2 separate regions of the Homo sapiens genome follow, and region 1 is linked to region 2. A link is a contact called in ENCODE Hi-C or POLR2A ChIA-PET data. All regions are on one chromosome and are shown on one strand. The core of a region is the stretch at or near the end of the contact, and the rest is flanking DNA. Distances in the headings are between cores, read along the strand shown.

Evidence for each region. A loop is a pair of places that touch in the nucleus more often than their neighbours do. ChIA-PET counts read pairs that join two places held with the same protein, here RNA polymerase II (POLR2A). Pooled maps may share reads with other maps.
Region 1: a loop to region 2 is called in a pooled map, with 3 times the contacts of the local background. The contact joins two enhancer-like sites. A Hi-C loop is called at or near these places in 2 of 50 pooled maps. POLR2A ChIA-PET finds 5 or more read pairs at or near these places in 2 of 52 experiments (BJ and OCI-LY7).

What each region holds. Positions count from the first base shown.
Region 1 is chr6:3,335,189-3,339,312 of GRCh38, forward strand. The region is part of intron 3 of SLC22A23 (solute carrier family 22 member 23); the gene reads right to left. Among named protein-coding and RNA genes, the nearest start is that of PSMG4, 78 kb to the left of the region's middle. Within about 2 kb of position 2,168, at least 3 of the 41 ENCODE cell types and tissues checked have a DNase peak (open chromatin) inside an H3K27ac peak, as active enhancers do.
Region 2 is chr6:3,730,298-3,734,323 of GRCh38, forward strand. All of the region lies in intron 3 of PXDC1 (PX domain containing 1), which reads right to left. Among named protein-coding and RNA genes, the nearest start is that of PXDC1, 19 kb to the right of the region's middle. RefSeq lists a silencer at 2,058-2,352. Within about 2 kb of position 2,383, at least 3 of the 41 ENCODE cell types and tissues checked have a DNase peak (open chromatin) inside an H3K27ac peak, as active enhancers do.

The DNA.
Region 1 (4,124 bases), core at 918-3,417, 400 kb before region 2:
TCTGTGATTGAGGAAAATACTAGCAGGTGGGAGCAGTAAGAGGTCTTCCTCTAAACCCAAGCAAAACGGTGCATTCTCAGCAGCGGCGGAGGCTCCGAGGCCTTCTAACACCCCATGCCATCTTGCTCTGGTGCCATCTTGTTCTTGGGCCATCTTGTTTTTGACAGAGCTTGTCTCACACAGTGTCTGCCTTTGAATTTCCTGCCCACGTGGACAGGGCCATGAGGACTCTAACACTACAGAATGCTAGTTCTCAGCCAAGTCCTGCACAGGGAATTTAGTGACAGCATCCTCCCTGAGTCTCAGCCATCTCTGGGGTGAATTCCTCTCGCCCCATGTATCAGGTGGGGACAAGGCCTCAGTGAGCAGGGCTCTCACATACCCCACAGGTGACTCGACAGGTCACACTGCGTGTATCACATGCATGCCCTGCTGCATGCACAGCTTGGACTGGCAAATAGATGCTAAGCTGGGGGCTCTTCTTTCCTGGGGGCTCCATCTCTCCCTCCAGTTCTATAGATTGGTGCCATTATTTTTAATGGCAAAAACCGTAATTACTTTTGCACCAACCTAATAAGATATCTGAGTTTATAAATGAGCTGACTGAAATCTGGACTCAGGCCAGGTGTGGTGGCTCACGCCTGTAATTCTAGCACTTTGGGAGGCCGAGGCGGGCGGATCAAGAGGTTAGGAGATCGAGGCCATCCTGGCTAATACGGTGAAATCCCGTCTCTACTAAAAATACAAAAAATTAGCCGGGCGCGGTGGCGGGCGCCTGTAGTCCCAGTTACTCGGGAGGCTGAGGCAGGAGAATGGCGTGAACCCAGGAGGTGGAGCTTGCAGTGAGCCGAGATGGCGCCACTGCTCTCCGGCCTGGGCGAAAGAGCGAGACTCCATCTCAAAAAAAAAAAAAGAGAGAAATCTGGACTCTTCTCCTAGGAGTGCCTGCTGGAAGTTGTAGAAAATGCACACACACAGATTTGCACCTCACCTAACTCAGCAGTTAAGCAAATGTTTCCCAAGAAGGTGGGAGGCTGCGAGTCAGAATGTGTGTGTGATCATCCACTTGGGTGGCGGGAAGGAGGAGACAGCACCTCCATGCCACGCCCACATTGTTCTCACCTGGACTGCCATAGTCGCCTGTGACCAGGGCTTTTGCTACCAAAGAGTTCTTCCCTTTAATCCATCTGACATCCTGCTGGCAGGTTACTGCCCCTAAAGCCCAGCTCTGTTCTATTTCAATACTGCTAAAAATGCTACGTCAGTCCAAATTCTGAGCCCACCAACCATGGTCCTCCATGATTTCGTCCCAGGCCTATTCCCCTTCTCACAGGCTGCTCTTCTCACATAACTCAATGTTCCTGGCAAGCCAGGTGGCTGCAAGCCCTACACTGCCACAGCAGCGAGCTCCTTGAAAAGGAAAACCACTCTGTCACCTGTGTCCTTCCTAACGTCTAGCATTGTATTCAGCACTTACCAGAGGCTCAACACGCCCTGAATCAGACCACAGAAATCAGACCACAGAAATCAGGCACAACTTCCATGTGGAAATTTATTACCCAATGTGTTCAGCTAAGAAATTGAGTAAATTAAGAAATAACTGTAGTAGGCTTTTTTTTTTTTTTTTTGACAAGGTCTCCCTCTTTTACCTAGGCTGGAGTGCACTGGTGTGATCACAGTTCACTGCAGCCTTGACCTCCTGGGCTCCAGTGGTCCTCCCACTTCAGCCTCCCACTTCAGCGTCCCTATAGCTGAGACTACAGGCACATGCCACCATGCCTGGCTGATTTTTAAAATTTATAGTAGACAAGGTCTTGCTACATTGCCCAGGCTGGTCTTGAACTCCTGAGCTCAAACAATCTTCCTACCTCAGCCTCCCAAAGTGCTGGAATTACAGGTGTGAGCCACCACTCCTGGCAGACTAGCTTTATTAAGCATATTTACACAAGGGCATGAGCATCCGTCATGAATGTAGCCTCTGAGGGCTCTGCGCTAAACACAAATGCAGAGTTCCTCAGGGCTGCTTCAACCACAGGAGAGCCAGGAGGCCTGTTTGTTGGAGCAAATCGCCAGCCCACCCCACACAGTTGCACTCAGTGACTATGTGTGCCTAAGGCGGAGGTGCCATTTACAGAGCTGCCAGTGGTGCTGCTGGGGAGAGTGGTGAGTATTCAGGGAGGCCTTGTAGGTGCCAGGTACTGGGCACAGTGCCTTTTATCATCTGCACAACAAGCTCTGTGTTAAGTGTTACAATTCCCTTTTTTTTTTTTTTTTTAAATCCTGCCTTGTCCTGCCCCCAGTGTTAACATTCTTATTTGAAGCTTGGGAAAAACTAATTCATTGACTCCCATAAACGCAGTTAGCAAAAGGAAGAGCTAGATTTCAAGCCCAGGCTCCTGCAGAGCCCTGGTGGGAAGGTAACAAGAGGCAACAGGGCAAGGACCCGGGCAAGTCTTTCCTGTGTACCATGTGCTCGGGCCCCACCGAGGGCAAGGACAGCCTGGTGTGGCGACAGGCTCGCAGAGGCCACAGGCTGGGCTCGGCCTTGGTGATCCACGAGGACTCCCTCAGATCCTGGGTTTTCCAATTCGTGAAAGGAATGTGGAACAAGATCAGGAAGTTGTGAAGGGGCTCAGAGTATGTCATCTTGAAATATGCAAATATGCTACTTTCGCATAAGGATTATTTTGAGTTGAAGGCAATTGGAGAAAGAGCAGATGCAGGAAAAGCTCTCTACCCACCTTTCTGCTTAGAGGCAGGGCACAAATTTCCCTTTGTGAAGTTGTCACCCCCAGACTCCCTCCCTTCTCCCACAGGAGCAAGAGGAAGTGAGATGACTCACCACTGGGGACACTACCGACTTGAATCTGCATAAACAAACCTCACGAAATAGCCCCGTCTTCCATCAGTTTCCCCCATATATTTACCGTCCCACAATTTACTGCTCCTAGAAGCCCGAAGCCTTTTCCTTTGTCTTGTCATTTCTCAAATCATGTATTGCTTTCTGTTAAAATGGTATAGAAGCTCTTAGGCTTAACCATTTCCTTGGGCTTTCATTTCTTCTGTGAGATTCCCCTGTACATGTAAAAATTAAAATATTGACATCAAGTGCAAGTATGGCCTTTTCTCCTGTTAATCTGCCTTTATTTCTTATTTTTTGAGACGGAGTCTCACTCTGTTGCCCAGGCTGGAGTGCAGTGGTATGATCTTCGCTCACTGCAACCTCCGCCTCCCGGGTTCAAGTGATTCTCCTGCCTCATCCTCCTTAGCTGGGACTACAGGCGCATGCCGCCATGCCCAGCTAATTTTTGTGTTTTTAGGAGACAGGGTTTCACCATGTTGGCCGGGCTGGTCTTGAACTCCTGCCCGCCTTGGCCTCCCAAAGTGCTGGGATTACAGGCGTGAGCCACTGTGCCTGGCCTTAATCTGTCTTTAGTCAGTTTTATTGGCAGGGTCCCAGGTTCTAAACCTAAAAGGGTAGAGGAAAACATTTTTTCTTCCCTTTTAGTTGCATCCTTAAAGTTTTACCACTTCATAATTATGTGATAATGTTTGTAATAAAGAGAACAATGCTATTAGAGATTTAAAAGCCTATACAGAATTAAACGTGGCAGCACTGAGTTTAATTATGTAAGATGATGTCACCTTTGGGGTTTCTTGCTCTTGTCTGAGAACATTAGCTCCTTCTAGTCTAGAACCACTATTCCATCAACACTGACCAGATGGGGAACATGGAGCAAGAGAGGTCCAAAGGAGGTACCCAGGAAGCCCCAACGGAGAAAGTAACCCCAAGACTGAAGCCTGAGCAATTTGGTGGAGGTGCCAGATGAAGAGAGGATGTGTGTGTGGAGAGCACAGAGCTGCAGAGGGAAGAGCAGGGTCGAGGGGAGGGAGGAGCCAGTCATTTCTTAAGTGATGCAATAGCTCTGTGGCTATTATTGCCATTGCAGCTGAAATCCATGTCAGCCTCCTACCAATCAGGATTTCGTATCCTTTAAAACTCCTCTTCCAACTTTAATAAAAATTAAAACAGTGTGCTTTCCCCCACCCCCAATCTGATAATCCACCACCAGGCACACAGGCCTTAGATGAAGACAGATGGTGATCTGTCTTCAAAGACTTTG
Region 2 (4,026 bases), core at 1,133-3,632:
ACCTCTGGAACATTTATTCCCAACACGGGTTCAGAAAGGGATGGTTTATTGAAAAGCAAATTGTCTTAAAACCTAGGGAAGTGTGCACAGCTTTTATACGCCTGTGCCAGGTGAAAATGGAGCACAGATTCTCTAACAGTTTACATTTTTATTTACTTGGTCACTTTAACAAACAAGTCCTAAGAAAAGCTGTAGAAATTAGAACACGTCCACAGTTTAAAAAAAAAAAAAGAAGAAAAAACATTTAGCTGTAGCAAGCCTCTAATTGTAGGGACCACTGGTTTAAGGAGATCTTCTTGCTAAGCCTGTAGCCTGTGCCCCGTTTCAACCACGGACAGCAGATATTTACATGGGAGTTGACCTCCCAGGTCAGTTTTCACAAGACGATGGTATAGACCATGAACTTGTACCTTCAGGCAAAAGGCTGCATTGAGATTCATTGCTACGGGACCAGGGAGCCTGACTTGTAACAAAATCCACTGATAACTTGCCATGTGCCTTCGGCCAGAGCACTAGCAAGCATGGCGTGTCTCAGTGTGGAATGCTGGCTCCTCAGGAGGCACGAGCAGGTAGGAAAGCATGCAGACTGCAGCTGGGGAAGGCTCTGCTACTTATGCCTGGAGAGCAGGTTACTTCTTGCTCAGTTTCTTCATCTGTACAATGGAAATAAAGGTATCCATTCCAAAGGCCATTGTGCAGACTAACTTGAGATGATGTATGTAAAGAATCTAGCAAATACTGAGGGCTCAATAAAGAGTCCTGAGTGATCTATCATGATCATTCAGTGCCCTTTTATTAATTGCCTAACTGGGCTACCCCTATTTAGTAAAAATAAGGTTGACATTATACAGAAGCCAGATTAATGAAAAACAGTGTTCTATTTCCAGGCCCCCTAAACCTAAATAATCAGATTTTGTGGCTGAAATTGATGAGTCCAAACAGCCGTATCAAGGCTGAGGTCCGCATTTCCTCACAGCTATTATGATCATTGTTAGTAATGTCCTCAGATCTGTTATGATGTAAATAAAAAAGAACGGAAGAAAATGCTGTCATTCAAGAAAAATTATAGCATCTGAGCCTCTCTTCAAACATACAGTGTGAATGTCTTAGAAGTCAGCTTAGTATCTATAGCAAGAATCTTTGACCAATGTAGCCATTTTAATCACATACATGACTGATTCCATGAAATAGTTGACTTTCAAGCTATTTTTTTACACTCATATTTTTCCAAATGAAAGCAGCCCTGCTCTTCCATGGAAACTGACATTGGCACAATTCTGTTAACTAAATGAAAGACCTCCTTCACTTGAATTTCAACAGTCTTTCCACCAACGTTCCTCTTTTCCGTGGGGGCCCCAATCCAGGATCTCTTGCTGCAATGAGTTGCTCTGTCTTGGTCTTCTGCGACCTCTGACAGTTCCTCCATCGTTCCTTGTCCCTCATGACCGTAGCACTCTTAGAGAGGACTGAGCTATTTTAGCAAATGTCCCTCGATTTGGGTTTGTTGGCAGTTTCAGAGTGATTCGATTGAGGTGATGCATTTTTGGCAGGAACCCTACACAGTGACGCTGCATGAGACCTGGAGTGGCATATGGGGGTGGGGCTGAGGCTGACAGGTCCTGCTGCTGCTGAGGCTGCTGTGGAGTGCCTGGTGAGGAGGCTTCTGCCAGCTGTTTCCACAGCGAAGTTACCACCTTTCCCTTTGTAGTTAATTGAAGGAGGATGCCTTGCAGCTATGCAAATCCTGTTTCTCCTCAGTTTCACTCACAAATCTTTGCATCTATCAATCAATGGATCTTTTTTGCAACAATTACCAATGTGTCTGTTTGCCTGATGGCAATTTTTCTGTTTTTTAGATGCAGCTATGTTTTCATAGCCCCACAAACGTCACAACCCCTCACTTCAATAACTCTATTCCTTTTCTCAGCAGACACGCGGTCTCAGCCGTGAAAGCATTCATACTCTAGCCTTCCTCCCTTTCACCTCCTCTCTCCCACTGTATTTCCCATGTACTCCAGCAACGGAACAAAACCCAAAGCAGTGCCCTTGTATTAACTGGCTAGCTGGGCTACCCCTACATAGTGAAACTAAGGTTGAGATTGGCCAGAAGCCAGATTAATGAAAAATAAAATTGTGATTCATTTCCAGGCCTCTTAAACCTGAATGGTCAGATTTTGTGGCTGAGATTGATGAGTCCAAGTTGCCAGATCGAAGCTGAGGTTTGCATTTCCTTTTACATTGCACAGCTGCAGCCATGAGGCAGAACGCTCTAAATTCTTGCTTTCTTACATTTGATAAGCATTGGGACAAAGAATGATTAAGGCTGTACTGGTTGGAAGCACTGCCAAGGGATGCAGTCCATCCTGACTGTCCTCACCGTGGCCCCAGGATGTGGAAACAGTCGCCGCGCCTGCTAGCGCCGGGCGCCATCTAGTGGAGCTCCTGACAACTAAACGATCCTAGAAAAGCCAAGGTACTCAGCACCTGCAGGTCCCCATCCCCAGCCTACATCATGAGAGCAGAGACAGTCAGTGCCTGTTCCCCATGGCACCACCTCCCTACACGTATGTCAGTGGCATAAGAAATGGAGGAGGAGGGTGGATGTGGGCTCTCGGCCGGGAATGAATGGAATTAACCAGGACAGCAGTGGACAGGCAGGTTTGCACGAAGGACCCTGCAGGGCCACAGTCCATGCAACGGCTGGCCAGTCCCCTGCAGGAGGCTGAGGCTCTGGAGTGGAGGTGACAACATCAAAAGGCTAGCGTGGGCTAGGCTCTGAATGCCCAGAATGACCAAGAACTTGGGCTTGATGGTGAGAGTGAGCTTTTAAGACAGTTAATAAGCCTCAGAGGTCAGAGCTTTGGGATGACTGGCTCAGTCCTCGGGTTCATATCCTGGAGAAAGGGGGACGCATGAGAGAAAGCCGTGTGGACAGTCTCAGGTGATGCCAGGACTCTCTGGACCCCGCGCCTCAGCCTGGGGAGCCACAGATCCAGAAACATGCCAAATATGGGACCAAGACTGAGAACATGGTGTGCCTATGTGTGAGCCATTTTCTCAAAGGGATGTTGGGGCTATTTATTGTCAATAGTAATTTCATTAAAAAACACTCCTGAAGGGAGGTATCTGCCATGGTGTGCGTGGGTGTACCGCCTCGCCACCGGCAGGCACAACTGCTCTAGATTAAGAAGCTCCCTTAGACACAGTGAGGGGCGAGCTAGACCGGGAACAGAGATCGGAAGGTCTGGGGGGTTCAGAGAAAGAAAACCAGACTCGGTGACCGGCAGAGAAGAGGAAGAGGAGGAAACACTCAGAGCACTTGAGACCCTCGGCTCTGCAAGGCTGCAAGAGGCCATACCGCCTGCCGCCTCCTGCAGCAACACCTCCGGGCCCCCAGACTTTGCACTGAGACTGTTAGCCACTGGCTGGTGCAGACTCCATGGTTACGCAGCCCCAGATGTTAGAACGTGTTCTGTGCTGAGCCAAAGTCGCCCACAGTTACTTCTACCCACAGGCCTAGTGCCAGCCCCCACCTGACCCCTTCCCATGGCAGCCCGCCAACATCTGAAGGTGGCATCCCCTTCCTCCTAGCTGCTCTTCCACATTTCCTCCCATTCTTCTGACCCCTGCCCACCAGACACTCTTCTCTGGATGTAATAATTCATCTTGCTGCATCCCGGGGACAGTCTTGACTTGCATAAGGAGGCCAGGACCCCTGCCTTCCTAGACCTGGACACTGCACCCCCATCACACACGGAAGGCCACAGACAGCCGTGGCTGAAACCTGTCCTCAGCCCTTGCAAAAAGGCAAAGAAAACATACTTTCAATGGCAACATGAGACTCTACGTTTCTCCCTGTTAAATTTCGTCTCACTATGCTCGCCCCTTAGGGTCCACGTGGGCCATGTGTTCATACACATCGCTGATAGAGACGGGAGGCCAGGGCAGGCTGAAGCATGTGCCGGGCACTGTGCCTCAGGAGCTTCTCCATCAGAGGTGGCTCCAGGCCTCTAATCTATCCCTCTC